2 separate regions of the Mus musculus genome follow, and region 1 is linked to region 2. A link is a loop called in an ENCODE intact Hi-C map of the cell type or tissue named here. Cell type or tissue: heart. All regions are shown on one strand.

Region 1 (8,000 bases), 69 kb after region 2:
AGAATACCTTTATTTATTTAAGAATACTGAAGCACCACAGGGGAATGCAGTGGTCATTTTCAAAGGGGACTCAAGGGGAGGTGGCTTTAGGGTTTTTCTTTTCTTTTAAGGTATTGGGATTAAACACAGGACTTTTCCTTGTGCATGGCAAGTACTCCTCTACTGAGCTGCATGCTCACTCAAGATTTTGAGACAGTCTTGCTAGCCCAGGCTAGCCACAAACATGATCTCCCCACTTTACTCTTACAACTGCTAGGATTTCCAAGGACACTATGATCAGCACATAGGGGTAAGTTCTCTATGAGCCCTACTTAGTTGATGTCTGTGGGCTGTGTTCTTCTGGTGTTCTCGACCCCTCGGCTCCTATAGTTAGTTCTTCCTCCTCCTCTTTCCTCGGGTTCCCCAAGATCCTTTGGGGAGAGACTCTACTGGGTCCAGCATGGCCTTATTGGGGACAGAATAGCACGCTTCCTGCCCCTGGGACAGGGTCAATGGATGTGGTCCTCTATGAGTGTCTATGGCTGCCATGGTCATAAGGCTTGTTTGTATAATAATGTGCATATTTTACACTTCTCCTTTAAGGAATGTCCTCCCTGTTAACCTTAATGACTCCATGACAATCAGATAGTATTAAGACCAGGAGGCAAAGGTGCAGTTAACATATTAACAAAATGGTAAACACTGGGACCTTCAGGACAGCCCTTAGGGCTGTGGGAAATAACTCTAAAAACATGAGTTGGAAAATACATAATTTCTCAACTGTGCAAAGTATAAGGATGCAATATGAATTATGAGTGATTCAAGAATCTAGAGGAACAAAGGCAGCTGCATTAATGATCCAGCTTGTCAGAAAAATACAGAGGCAGGGAGATTCCTGAGTTCAAGGTCAGCCTAGGACTGAGCAGGGTTAGGCCCAGGGGTAGTATAGAAATGGTAATTTCAGGATGGACTCCAACCCATTTATCTGATCACCTGTGTTTAACAGAGTCAGATTTCTGAATCCTTATACAATATTAAAAGAAAATGTGTGCTTGCTGTCTCCTACGAATTAAGGAGCTAGGGTGATGGGCTACTGATTCATAGGAATCAAAAGGAAACCTGAAGTGACTAGATTGATATGTAAAATAAAAGACTGGGCTTATGAACTGCAAGAAATGAGCTATCCAGAGAATTTTTTTAGAATAGCAAGAGAGTACTGTTGAGAGAAGTGTCTCAAGCAGGAGAGAGAGAGAGAGAGCTAGCTAGCTTTCTGCAGCTCTCCAGAGAAGAAAAGAAAGCAAAACAGAGAGAAAGCAGTCTGGAAAGCTGGCTCCAGCAGAGCATAGGCCACCAGCTTGCACTCACGAATTGACTGCGAGTGGTTTGTTTTTGCAGCTCCCAGACACCCCTTCTCTCAGGACCCCTCTCCAAGCCGAGGTTGGTCCCTGGTAGGATCCAAGGAGATCTCCAGTTTGGACTCTCTCTCCACCTAAAGTTTGAGTGAGGGTCTCTATAAGACGAAGAAGAGGAGCTTTCAGGTGATTCCAGAAATGGATAATAAATAATAGAAAGGAAATCCAAAAGGAAAAGAGGCCAGGAAGAAAGCTAGTATAGTTGCCAAAGATGTGAAGTTCTGTAGCTAAATATGCTTGCTGTTAAGCTTGACACACTGAGGAGGGTGTCTAGAACTCACACGGTTAAAGGAGAGACGTGAGTCCCCACAAGATGTCCTAGGAGCCCCACACTCATTATTAGCACGGTTTAACGTCTAATGCTCTGAACCTTGAAGTCTAAATACAGCATAGCATAGTGAGGGCGAGAAGTCTGAAGCATTTTTTATACCGTGTATATATACCTGAAACCCCTCATCAACATTTAAGGTGTATATGCGCTTGTGTTCTCTCAGCCACCCACGGGGATCTTGCAATGGTGCAGCGAACGCTCATTGACTCCTCTTTCAATGTCTCTTTTCTCTAGCATGCTTTTGGCCCAGAGGAGACTCATCTCCCTTGGCTGCAGATCAAAGCCCATAAAGACAATTTACTCTTCTTCGAAAGTCCTCGGACTCTGCACTTCTGCCGTAGGTATTGCTTGTCACAGACCCAATATTGCATGTATTTTCTCACGTTGGTTAAAAATTATGCAATTTCCCAGGGACTTTTAGTATCTCAGTGGGAGGTGTAGTTCTGTGATGTGGGCTGAGGGAGTGAGTCTTAGTGGGGGGTGTAATTCTGTGATGTGGGCTGAGGGAGTGAGTCTCATCACTGGCCAGAACTCTGGTTCTTTGAGCACCTGCCTGCTTGTCGCTCGTGGCTCATCGTGGTGGCCGTTCTTAGTCTACGGTCACAAAATATGAGTTTGAATATGAGTTTCTCTGTGTTCCAAATGAGAATGTGTGACAGGTGTATTCACTTGCCCAAAGTTGGGTACCTTACTCACCGTGCCTGGCTCTGCCATGCTGAAGTGCAAACCTTTTTGTTTAGCAAAGGCTATTGCTGTGACCAAAAGTCCAAAAGTGCAGGTCGATGACCTCCAGTTCACCTAATTCAGTGTTTCTCAACCTACGGGTTGTGACCCTTTCACAGGAGTCATATCTGATATCCTGCATGTCAGAGGTGACACTTAACAACAATAGCCATCACTTAGGTCATCAAGAAGGGGAAGCCAACAGAGCTGCCATTTATTATTATTTATTATTTTGGTTACCTGTGGAGTTCAGGTGCCGTCTCACTGTTAGCTTCAAGGTTGATAGAGACAGGGGTTCACTCAGGTTAGGGGTACAGGTTAGGAGTGTTGTCTGATAGTCATGTGGGTGTTAGGTGAGACGCAGAAGGTGAACACTGGAGTTGCACGTGTGGACCACTGCACAGCATGCCAAGCTGTACCTCGCCCCACCCCCAGCATCTGGGAAACCTCCAGGGCTTAGCTGTGTCTCCAGCTGCCATGAGTTCAGAGAAGCCAGTGGGCACAGGTGTGTATGAAATACGCAATGCATGGAAAGGCAAACTACTTTCTCCACAGACTGAAGTCAGCCAAACGTGCAGCAACAGGCTTTGATAGATACCTGTTTGCCTTCAGTTTAGGAAGGTCCAGCGCAGTTCACACCCACTGCGCTCCTAGGACCGGTCCTGGGAGGGTGTGCCGCCCGTGCCTGGCTTCCTGTTGAGGTATGTGTAAGATTTTCCTCTAACACACCATCTCTCGGAGAGTCAGGATTGACCCGTCCAGCAGGTCCAGTTATTCGAGGATCTCGAGGGGACCTCCTCCTAATAACCAAATGGGGGGTAGAGAGAGACGAGGGTCTTGTACGAGTAACGACACGGAATCCGTTCTGAAGTTGTATCAAGACCCCCAAAATGTATTAGCCAGGCCCAAGGTTTAAATACACAAGCAAAGGGGGAAGTGCCTTTCAGCAGGAAGGATGGGGCAGTAGAATTGCACAAGGAAACGGGGAAGTACAGATACTTATCAGCGAGAGGGATGGGGTAATACAAGCAAAAGGAGAAGTATTTATCAGTGGGAGGGGGGGCAATAGAATTGCACATTCTTAGGCAGTTACGCGGGGAAGCAGGAACTTGGCGGTATCAGGGTATCTTGAGGTCAGGACATCCGGCGCTGACTTTCTTGGAGCGGTGCATCCGGTGGCCCACTTTTGACCCTCTTTTCTTCTCGGGGGGAGAGGCCCAATTCAGAGATCAGGACAATAGTGTTGCCTTAATGGCTCCCAACACAGGATCACTCATGAGTTCAGTCAAGAGAAGCTGAACACATCACATTCAAAATGTTCATTTTTTTGGCTGGTTGATTTGGTTTGGTGCGGTTTTTCAGACAGGGTTTCCTGTAAGGGAGTCTGACCTAGAGCTTGCTAGGTAGCTCCGGCTGGCTTCCTCCTGCCTCTGCCTCTCAAGTTCTTGGCTTACAGGTATGCATCACCATGCCTGCCTGCCTGCCTGCCTGCCTGCCTGCTTATTTGTAGTTTGAGACAGGCACTATATAGACCAGGCTGACCTCAACTTTGTAATGATTCCTTATCTCCAGCCTCCAGTACTGTTGGGAATACAGGACAGCCACGAAACCCAGCTTAGAAATAATAGTGTATAAAATAGAGAAACCGAGTATGTGTTGCTTAGAGGTTTCCGTTAGATTCTCAGACCTTTGTATCTGGAGTAATTGCCTCATCCTTAAATCTTAGTTCAGAGGTCCGGCTGAATTTTACATTCAGTTTTTCCATCATGGCAGGAGCAGTCTGTGTTGGTGCTGCCATCTAGTGGCCAAACATAGTAATCCACCTGGTTTCCTGAATACGGAGCTCCTATCTGGGAAGCTCCTATCTGTGAGATCATTTTGTTTATCTTTACTTGAGGAACTTCCGTTCTTTCCAGAGAGAAAAAGGAGGCGTGGTCTCAGAACACCCTGACAACCTTTTCAAATCAAGTCTAGATGCAACAAACTACAGTGAAGACTGACAACTCAATTGATCGTTTGCTAGAAAACGATCCGTGAAAAACCAGCCACAAGCAACCACACAGCATCCCCGTAACCCCGTGGCAGCGGGCCTTGTGTTTGTCTGTAGCTCATGGCTTACCTTGTGGAGCTGTAAATTGAACCCAGAGCCTGCACACTCAAAGCAAACACTCCTCCACTGAGCTATAACCCAGTCCTTTGATTTGTTCTTTGTCATTACGGATTAGTTCGCCTTTGTATTTTATAGGAGGGTTTTTTTTATATACATACAATGATTTTAAGTGTAGCATGTCGGTGGTTTCTCCCTCCTTGCCGTTGAGTGCTACTTCAGGTTGTAGATTGGCCGTTGCTTCCTTCTCTTTTCCCCCTTTGAGAAGCTTTGTGTTGTTTCTAGGTTTAGATTTCTGTGCATAAACTGTGTGAAGGGTCCCTGTGCCTTGATTTATTAGATGAGGTTTTCCGTTCTCTTGTAAACACCTCACAGTGAGATGTCTGCTTTACTTTTAACTATATTTAAATTATGTTTAGTTTTTAGGTCACTTCCAAAACATTTCCCAAACTGCCTGGACCCCATTACATCCCATGAGGCCTGAGCAGTAGCCAGTGGCCCACATCCCTGTCCGCAACACTTGCTGTCTACAAACATCTTAATGGATTCATTATGATGTCTCCTGATTTTAGTTTTCATTTCCCTGGAGATTCCTGGGGCTTAATGTCCCTCCCTGAGAGTGAATTTGGGCGTGGGGTGGGGGAGGTTACTTTGTGTCTTGGGAAGGAAAGTAGAGTAGGTGGGGACAGAGATGAAACAAAACCTGTGGGCTCGAGGTCTCTTCCCTGTGTGCTGGAGCGCCCCTCTGCACTTCCAACAGAAGCGCCAACCTTCTTATCATTCTCCTTTATACCAAAAGACTGCATGCAGATTTAGTCTGCAACTCATGCAAATAAGAGGTCTGATAGCTTTGGGCTGTTGAGGGCATCTGATGTGCCAGGGGAAGCCTCGGCCCTTGGTAATGTCCCAGTGAAGTCCTGAGAGTGCCGGGTTGCACAGAAGCCCGAGTGACAGCTGTGTACTTCACAAAAGAAGCCATGGCATAGGTTGGGAGATAGTATGGCATTTCCAGTGTGTTTTAAACGAAACGAGAGACATTATGAAGTATTATTAGTGATAAGGAATGAAGGAGTCCTAAGTGCTGTGGCTGTGGGCACTGGGACATCAAAATATACACAAATAAGTAAAATTAAAATACAATAGTGTGAGTGTGTGTGTGTGTGTGTGTGTGTGTGTGTGTGTGTAGTATTCAGGGTTCTTCTAGAAGAATACAGAATCATACATTGTATACAGCTCTGCTTTTGCTATTTTAGGCCTTTCTTGCCCTCTAGTCACCTTGGCTGCGCTGGGTAAAGACTTGATTAATGACTTCTACTGTCTGGATTTGACAGCCTCGTTTCCCTCAGCTTCATCCCCTTGTTTGTGAGGCTTTTTCTGTACCCGTCTCATCCAACCTACAAGCATTAAATCCTGTGGGTTAAGTCCTTAAAATGTGTACAGCTGTAGCTTCCTGTATTGGGCGCCCGGGTTGTAATTCCTTTCATCTTTGGAACTAGCTTTGTTGACAGTTTTCCTTATCTTTGCTAAACTCGCTCGCCACCGCCACCGTGTGTTGAAGCTCTAGAGAGGCACCCTTCCCTTCAAGCTGAGGAAAGATTAAGTAGCTTGTGATTTCAGCAGCTTTGTATAAGACACAGCTCGTGAATATGCAACACCTGAAATCTCACTGATGAACAAATGCACTCCACATGCTTGGCTGTGTTCAAAATTCACACCAGACCTTTAGCTGCTCTCTAGGAAGTAAGTTTTACACAACCACTATTTACCTCTGCCGTTGAGTCTGGTGTGCGAAGAGCATCTTATGACCTTGGTCAAAGCGAAGGGAGATTGCTTATTCTGGGGCCAAATATGAGTTGCCGTTGTTCAGGAGCACGGGAACACCCAAATTCCATGTTCCAGTGTGTTAACAGTCTGATGGAGCTTTTGTGGTAATGAACAAAGATAGTCATGAATCAAGCCAGTTTTAAAATATGTTGGTGAAGACATTAGGTAGGGAGGTTAAAGCAAGGTGCGTGCGTGCGCATGTGTTGGGGGGGGGTCTCTATTCTTATCTGTGACACTCAGCCTTTCGGTTGGCAAAGCTAGTGATCTATTATACCATTCAAAGGATTTTTGTACATTAGCCATAAATACATTAGAATAGACACTGAGTCCCTCAAGGGGGCTGAAAATAACCTGAGAGAAATTGAAACTGGGCTCTGGACCTGCAACGTTCCAACCTAACCTCTGTGAGTGACCAGTGGCTTCTCACCTACTTCTCACCCGTCAACTGATTTCCCCAGTGCGTGAGCAAAGCAAGTGCTTACGCAATGGGAGGTTTAGTTTGTTTTTGCTTCATTTTGTTTTCTTCTCTTCATTGCCTTTGGAGGCCAAAAGGCTGACATCACTTTAATAGAGACCTTCCTTCCTACTGAAGGAAGGAAGAGTCTTACGTTCTCTGGCTTTTCAGTGGTTTCCATGGGGGGTTTTGGCATTCCTGACTTGGAGAGCCATGACTTTAGCCTCTGTCAAGGCCTCCACACTGGGTGCCCAGATGTCCCCTTAAATGAGGAGCCAACACATCAAAGCAGATGTGAGCCCACCCTAGTGACCTCATCTTAACTCTGGCATATGCAATGAGCCTATTTCTTCTTTTTACGACATCTTTTTTTTAATTTTTTATGCATCTGAGTGTTTTGTCTGCATGCATGTGTATGTATCACATACATTGATTGATACTTCCCAGAAGAGGGTGTCAGAACTCTGGAACTGGAGTTACAAAATCTTCCATGTGGGTGCTGGGACTAAATCACATCTTCTAGAAGGATATCCAGTGCTCTTAGCTACTGAGCCATGTCTCCAGTCCCCAGGGACCCTATTTCTATAGCCAAACTCTGAGTATTAAGAGTTAGGGTCTCCACCTACGTAATTGAGGCACACCAAATTCAACCCATAACAGCGACCTGTCTGATCCTGCCTTTATTTAGTTGTTTCCCAAAGTACTTACTGCTTCCCCTAGTGGGCAGTTACATAACCCGACTTCATGGCTCAGCCATGAAATAACTGATTATATATATATATTTCTTAAAGGAGGTAGTGTTTGGGTAGAGGCTGAATTTTGTCTCAAGATGACAGTGACAAAGAGCAGAGCAGCAGCTGAGGTTCTGTGCATAAGAAATATAAGCGAAAGGAAAACCTTTATAATCTTATGCTTTTAGTTACTGTACTGGGGCTAGGAAGATTGGGGTTAAAGCATTTGTCGTACAAGTGTGAGGACATGCACTCCTGTGGGAAACGGATGCGGTCGCATGGGCCAAGATGGCGCCCTGGCCCATTGCCAAGCCCAGTGAAACCCACATGTTTACTGCCTTGCCCGAACATGCGCAGTGAAACTGCATGTGTAAGCTACCTGCCAAGTTGGATCTGTCAGCCTATCTGTGACCGATCTGAGCTTGTGCCTGGAGCGTGT
Region 2 (8,000 bases):
GTTATTCCGTTTTAAAAAAAAGTTGTCACAAACATTTTACTGAAGATAAGAGAATTTTTTTCTTTTTTTTATTGGATATTTTCTTTATTTACATTTCAGATGCTATTCCCTTTCCTGGTACCCCCTCTGAAAAACATCTTCCCCTTTTCCCCTCCCCCTGCTCACCAACCCACCCACTCCTGCTTTCTGGCCCTGGCATTCCCCCACATGGGGACACACAGCCGATAAGAGAAGTTTTTTAAAGGGGATAAAAACCAAAAGAAACTCATAAAATTTAATCTTCATAATCCTTGCTTCCCCTCAGAGGAACGTACGAAGGCTGAAGCTGCTGAAGCTGCAAACAGAGAGTTAGAAAAGAAGCAGAAGGAGTTCGAGCTGATGATGCAGCAGAAGGAAAAGAGTTACCAGGAGCATGTGAAGAAGCTGACTGAGAAGATGAAAGACGAACAGAAACAGTTATTAGCAGAACAGGAAAACATCATAGCTGCTAAACTTCGGGTAACATACCATATCATCTCAGTACATTCCTGTGCCCCAATGAAAAATAAGTGTATCAGAGAGTTGGGAAAACATCTTAGTAGTTAAGAGCATTTATCTCTCTTGCAGAGGACCCAGGTCTTGTTCTCAGTATCCACACAGTGGTTTACAACAGTCCATAACTCTAGCTCCAAGGAATCCGACCTCCTCCTCTGGCCTCTGTGGACACTGCATATATGTAGTACACTTACATACACTTAAAGCAAAACATTCATCACTTAAAATATCATGAATAAATCTAATAATCAAGAGAGATAACCAAAATGCAAGTTGATCATCAGGCTGAGGCAGGAAGATGACTAGTTCATAGTCAGCCTGGGTTATGAAGTAAGACTCCTGCACAATGAAGACGCCTGCAGTACAGTAAATGGTTCAGATACTCTGATAGACTTTCATCCCATCAGTGCTTAACTCCAGCCCTGTCCAGTGAGTAAGAGCTGTTAATGCGTGGATGAAACCCTTTACTAGGCTGTCCACAGACAGTGGCTAGGAATTGCCTAAGTATCTTCTACTTATTTCCATTTAATAATTCTAGACTGTTATTGGTGTGTGTGTGTGTGTGTGTGTGTGTGTGAATGCTAGATGGGGACATTGTAATTTCAGGAGATGTGAGGTAAGTAATACAATGTACAGCTTGTTTTCTCTACTGAATGGAACCTAGAGAGATTTCATTTCTGCCACACCTAGAATGACCTTGTCTCTAGAAGCACCCCTAACCATCTAACAAGTTCATGAGTTAAGAACCAGAATTGCAGCACTTTGCATTTCTCTACATCCATGCTGAGTCTCCATGATGGTCCAGAATTTCCTGTGAGGACTGCAGACCCCAGTCGCTTCATTATATTTCTGTCACCCATTTCTGTCACGAACATGTTGGGCATGTACTAAATCCCTTGACTGAACACCTACCCTGAATCTGATTCAGGTAGTAACCTTTCATTTTGTTTGAGCCCATCTTTATCACCTTCTTTTATGTGTCTGAGAATCTGCACCACACAGCTCAGAGATGAGGCAAAAAAGAACAGACAAGCTGGTGCTGATTTTATAGAAAACTATGTTTTACATGAGTCAAATGACATAAGAACTTGACCTGAGGGTTGTAGGCTTTTGGTGTTTTAGAACTGTCAGGCTACATTTCTAAAGCTGGAGAGAGCAAAGGAAACCAATTATAAGCTTTGGTGGGAGACAAGGGGGGGTGGGGCGGACAGACGCCAGAGAAAGACAGAGGGAGAGGATGTTAAAGGTGGAAAAGGCTTCAAGAAAAACACCAAAATCCTCAAGGGTTTAGTGTAACTACTAATGGAAAGTGTGTGAGACACTGGGGAATATGGAACATGATCTGAGTTCAGCCTCCATTTCTGTTTTAGGAACAGGAAAAATTTCTTAAGGAAGGATTCGAGAATGAGAGCAAAAAACTTATTCGAGAGATTGATACCCTGAAGCAAAACAAATCGTCTGGGAAGTGCACTATACTCTGAAGGCCCAAGGCCCAAACCTCTCTGCCAAGCTCTCTCCATCACACACTATGTTGACTGAGCATCTTCAGGCTTTGAAACAACTGCTATGAAACTCAATTCACCTCAGCTCAAAATCAATCATATGCGACTCCATTTTGGGGTCACTGTCTGACCACTGGGCACTGTCAGAGGAAGTCCCTCTGTGTGCAGAATGCATGTATGAGCAGAGGTTCAGTCACCTGTGTTATAGGTACTCTCGGCCTTCATCATGCCCAGCCATACGTTTCTCCTGTATAATCTTAAGTGTTCCTCTTTCCTACAGATAGCTTCTGTAATCACAGAACAGGCAACTTTTAACTAACTTGCAAAATGAATTCCCTTTCATTTCTCTGAGGACTTTTTCTACTGTTATTCCAAACCTAAATCTCATCCCAGGTTTCCCTTTTATCTCCCCACTGTGACAACATGTCTTGAAATTACTCAAGACAAATGTCTTGCAAGAGCACAAGTTAATAAAAATGATTAGCCCACTGTAATTGTTTCTGAATGTGTATTATCATTTGTGGTTCACTAAGGAAACAAAAGAATGTTCTAACAAACTAAAAAGTTACTAATTTTTATGCCATTTGGTAGTATCCAGGGTCCCTAACTCTGGGATATTAAAGTGTCTATTCTATTTCATAAGAATAATGGCATCAACCAAGGATAATGTTGAAGTCATGATTCTCGTCATGAAAACACAGAAACAAAAATACCTTTTGTATGTACATTTTTGGCTGGTGCTCATATCAAACCCGGGGCTATGGCAATGCATTTTGATTAAACATTAACTCACCAAATAACAACTATACACATAATGTTCCCTTGACACAGGTTTGAATTCAAGATGTTGGCACTATGTGTGCTCATAGAAATGTCTCAGCATCTACAGCTAAGGAATCAGGAATCCTGTGTGTTTCTGTGTGAGATCAGATGCAGGCCTCAAGATGCTCTTGAATGAATAGCACAACAGGAGAGTTGACAACTTAGAACTGGAAAACACATCTTGGAAACAGAAACTCAGTTAATAAGGGTTCATGAGTTGACCAGTATTACAGGGCTGGTGATGTACCTCAAGCATTTCTCTTGGGAACACACAGGTTTTGAGTAGAAACCCCAGGGAACTCAAAAGACACCTTATGTGCACAAGCTTAGCCATGCTGTGGAGGGAGTATGGCTTCAAATATACCCATCTCTTCTGTTTCACCGAAACCCACAACACCCAGTCTCTGATGTTAGATGGTACAGAGCATCGGTACCAGTCCGTGCAGTGTGGGATGCATTTAACAGCTTTGGAAGGGACCTGAGTAGCCCCCAGCTTTGCTTAGCTTGCAAGGGGTGTGAGCAGGAGCAACCTCACATGGTTCCATCTGAAGCACAAGGAGACAGAAGGGGACACTGTCATAATTTTCTTCATGGAATTCCCTCTTGTCAGTTTGCATCGCTCTAATATGTCCATGATGAATTTGTTGGGATTGCTACCAAAGGTTCCACCCTGTCTTACTTGTATGCTTTTATATAAGGAATAATCACACCTTTAAAGTTGGAGGTACAGTACCAGAGAATTTTGAAGAACTATAGGCAGAGGCAATCTAAACTGCCCACTAGTCATTCTACTGAAGCAGGGAAGACAGTGGGCTCAGCTGCAACTTGCTGAAGTTCCTTTCAAAGCAGAGTAGGGAGGAATGGAGGAGGCTCCTGGAATCTTTACAAAATGTATTGCTGGTAGTGATGAAGTAGAATGAAGGTACTGTGAGCCATGTATTCAGTCCAGGTAGTTTTGGTCTAAACTACGGAATGCATTAAACACTGAAGCTCAGATTGGTCCTTGGAACCTCCCAGGATGGAGAGTAACTAGACAAGGGGTTTCATAGTTAAGATGATGATCTCTTTACACAACATCTCAGACTGGACAAACTGAGAAGCAAGGCATGTAGGCATCTGTGGGGTGGGGACAGGTCAGGATGTACAATGATAGACTTCAGAATGCCTTAGTGGACCTTTGAGAAAACTGCAAATAACTGAAGAGTATGTAGAGAAGACAAGGAGTGCTGGCTCCATCAGAGTCTCGGATAGTGGAGGACCGGCCACCATTGTGATTTCACAGAGACTCAGAGACAAGTAGAGGAACAGGAAACGTTCATTGTGGAAGGAAGCTCCAGGTATCTTCTCATTATAGGCTGTTGCCCTGGGGCTGAGAGATGGTTAACCATAAGCATGGTACTTCACATGTTTGGATAGGGAACACACACACACACACACACACACACACACACACACACGTTCCAGTGAGCAGTGATTTGACAGAAGTCTTTCAGTTACTGATCAAGATGATCCACGATTTTTGCAAATATTCTCAACTTTGTCTTTGACTGGGTGTAATGGTTAATACTGTTTGTCAACGTGGCAAGGTCTAGAATCACCTAACAATCAAATCTCCGGGCACATCTGTGAAAGCATTTCAAGGCTGACTGAGTTGAGATGATCCACACTGAATGTGGGCAGCGGCAGTACATAGGCTGGGGTCCCAGAATGAATTCAAGGAGAGTGAGCAGATCACTGCATGCATCTGTCCCTGCTTTCTGATGGCAATCGTAAGGTGCCACCCACCTCAAGCTCCTGCCACCATCAGATCTCTTCCGTGGTGGACGGTACCCGCTAACCACGAGCCAAAGCAAACTGTCCATTCCTTAAGTTGCTTTTGTTAAGTATTTGGTTGCAGCAAAGAGAAAAGTAGCTAATCCGGAACATTGGTACCAGCAGGGGGCGCCTTTGCTGTGGTAAATCTGACCACGTTGTTCTTAGAGCATACCGGTTATAAAGCGGTCCTTTCATTGCGTTCAGCAGCACCCTGACCTGCACACTCCCGAGAGAATGTGATGAGCAGCATTAAACAGTTACTCTTCCATTTCCCAGGTAGTCATAGGAAGTGGCTATGATTCAGTGAAAACGTGACAGGCCCATCCCAGTGCAACAGTACTTTTTCTCCTTTGTAGTTTCCCAGAACTGAACACAAGGAGGCCAGTCCTTTGAACATGTAAATAGAGAAGGGGACCATCTTAGAGAAGCTCTACACGACTAAGTAGTCAAGTTAGGCAAATGGTGTGCTCACGGGGATCCTTGGGGGCCACTCCAATCAGCCCCCTCGTGTTAGGTTTGTCAAATTCACCATGTTATCACAGACACAACATAAAAAGTATCATTAAAATCATCTCAAGGATAAAATTGATCACTTGGCACGAAGTGTTATTTGATGTCGCAGCTCTTTAGTTTTATTTTTTCCAATATTCTAAACAGAGCTAGAGTAGAGTAACGTGGGGAAGACCAACAAGTAGATTTACTTAAAGTAATGCTTTTATGTAAAAGTAAATGATGCTTTTATTATTTTTATTATTTTTATTATGATGCTTTTATTTCCTCAGATGAAGGGATGAGATGAGAGCCGTACCCCAGCTGTGCAAACACACTGCTTGGGCTGATCCTCTCTTCCACTTTCACTGATATTAGAGTGCTTATTCCAGAAATAGCACCACGACTGAATCACCAAGCCATTAGGAGTCTCTGTCTACTCTCTCTCCCCACTCTTTGGGAAATTCTAGTATGCTTCCTAACTCTATAAATGTATCTGATCACCATATTTTATATAAATAAAAAGGTAAAACATAGACTCTTCTTCTATCTTTAATCTTAGCACAACTTTTGAGTTTCAGCAATACTCACATATATCGATTCTTTATCCCGTTGACTAACAATATTACATCATATGAATATCACACTATTTTACCCACTTATCAGTTCATTTTTTTTGCTCTGATGTTTATCATTTAACAATTATGACAGTATTGCACACAGTTGTACATCAGGGTTTGCGTAGACACATGTGTTTCTCTTCAGTACACACCTAGGAATGGAATTAATAGGTTAGTAGTAATTTCCTTTAATCTTTTGAGGAACCAAAAACCTGTCTTAAAATGCCTGTACCTTCCTCAGTGATGAATGTGTTTCGATTTCTTTTCATCTTCAGTAATATCATTGTGAGGTTTTTGGTTTTTTTGGGTTTTTTTTTGGTTTTTTTTTTGTTTTTGTTTGTTTGGTTTTTTTTTGTTTTGTTTTGTTTTGTTTTGTTTTGTTTTGTTTTTTGCGGCATTACCATAGGAGGGGAGAGATTATGCTATGGTTTTGAATGGAAACTTCCTAGTAACTTATTGTTTCAATGTGTGTCTTTCCCACTTGCACACATAAAGAAGTATCCCTCATATGCTTGGTACACGCTAATGTTGCAGGATATTTGCTTACACCGGGAACCAGGAGATTGTGTTTCTTACTAGAAAAATCCATCTCTAACTGTAGTGTGGCTGAAACCTGGCACAAACACATAATTCAAGAGACTTGAGTTTATGAAAAGAACTAACTGGATCCTCTCTAATATAATTTAAAAAAAGGACAGCGAGTTCTGGAGGCCTAATATTCAATACTGATGCAAATAAATCAGGAAAGGCGTGTTATAATCAGAAAAATAAGTAAAGTGGCTCAGAGACCTTATGATTCAGTTAAAAAAAATATAGAGCTAGATGCCATTCTTATGGTATCATCAGATTTTCCTAAATCTCTCAATGTAGTTACTGACTTGCAATATGCAGAAAGAACTGTTTTCCATGTTGAAACTGCTGAGCGTATTGTGGATGATTCAGAATTAACTTTGCTATTCATTCAACTACAACAAATGATCAAAAATAGAAATCATCTCTCATATATAACATTTATCAGGCCCCCTAGCACAAGATAGTGATGAAATTGATCAATTAATAATAGGAAATGTGCTAGAAGCCTCATAATTTTATAAGAAACATCATGATAATAATAAAGATTTAAAGAAAATATTCCTATGACTTGGCAACAAGACAAGGAAATTATGAGGAAATCTCCTACTTGTTCTTTGTATAACCAAACTCCATTACCTGCAGGAAATAACCCAAAAGGTACCCAGAGGAATGAAATTTGGCACATACATGTGTTTCACTTTACAGAGTTTGGAAAATACATAGATACATACTCAGAATTTCAATGGGGAATTGCTTGAAGTTCTGAAAAGGCTGATTCTGTAATTATAGTTTATTAGAAGTTGTGGCTATTACAGGGATACCTGTACAAATTAAGATGGACAATGCTCTAGCATATGGCTCTAATAAAATGAAACTTTTTGCATACAATAATATAAAGCACATTACATGTATACCACACAAGCCTACAGAACAAGCACTTATAGAAAGATCTAGTCACACTTTAAAATATATGCTTAATAAACAGAAACGGGTAATAAAGACTCTCAGAGAGAGATTACACAGTGCTTTATCAACGTTCATTTTTAAAATGCTAATGAGAAAGGAACAAGAGCTGTGAAGAGACATTGGATAATAGAAACAGCTGCTGAATTAAAATCACTCTATATTTTTTTAAAGATGTGTTGACCCCATAATAGAAACTGGGATAAGTGTTATATTGGGAAAGAGGTTTTGTATTTGTTTCCACAGGAGTACACAAGTTGTAGATACCATCAAGGTTGGTAAAGGTTAGATTTGAACAGGAGAGACCTCCTAAATAAGGTGAGGAAATAGTTCATCAGACAGCTTGGTTATTCAGTCCAAACTAAGTTATAAAGGCTAACAAGAACATTTCATGTGATCAGGCATAAAAACATAAAAGTGAAAAAAGATAATATTTTTAATAATATATTTGATAATTTACAAAAGGCACACTTGCCTTACTGGCATGAAATGAAAAATGGGTTTTCTTAAACCATGTGTCTTAGTTTCATGTAACATGTTAGACTGTAGATTTCCACGTGGCCCACACCATCTTGGACATTAACTTTTCACTTTTCTTCTTAAATAAAAAGGATATTATTGTTGTTTGGTATTAAAAACACAGTCAAGAGATTTAAAGTATGTTGAGTAAATTCAACGAATT

Evidence for each region. Peaks named below come from ENCODE experiments on the same cell type or tissue, not always from the same donor. Only the 100,000 strongest peaks of a DNase experiment are listed, where the experiment ranks them.
Region 1: it touches region 2 in a loop (8-fold over the local background); 29 of 42 quality-filtered maps call a loop at or near these places.

Annotation. Positions count from the first base shown.
Region 1 is chr3:142,704,733-142,712,732 of GRCm38, forward strand. It overlaps Kyat3 (kynurenine aminotransferase 3), which reads left to right. Exons shown (of 14, transcript NM_001293560.1): 2 at 1,957-2,059. The coding sequence starts at 1,958. Among named protein-coding and RNA genes, the nearest start is that of Kyat3, 7.7 kb to the left of the region's middle. In heart, CTCF peaks have their summits at 4,251 (motif pointing left) and 6,109; DNase peaks (open chromatin) are centred at 3,649 and 4,259; H3K27ac peaks cover 224 bases.
Region 2 is chr3:142,635,479-142,643,478 of GRCm38, forward strand. It overlaps Gbp2 (guanylate binding protein 2), which reads left to right. Exons shown (of 11, transcript NM_010260.1): 10 at 305-498; 11 at 1,905-2,530. The coding sequence ends at 2,015. Among named protein-coding and RNA genes, the nearest start is that of Mir6381, 16 kb to the left of the region's middle. In heart, a CTCF peak has its summit at 4,792 (motif pointing right); no DNase peak of the experiment used is centred here; H3K4me3 peaks cover 308 bases.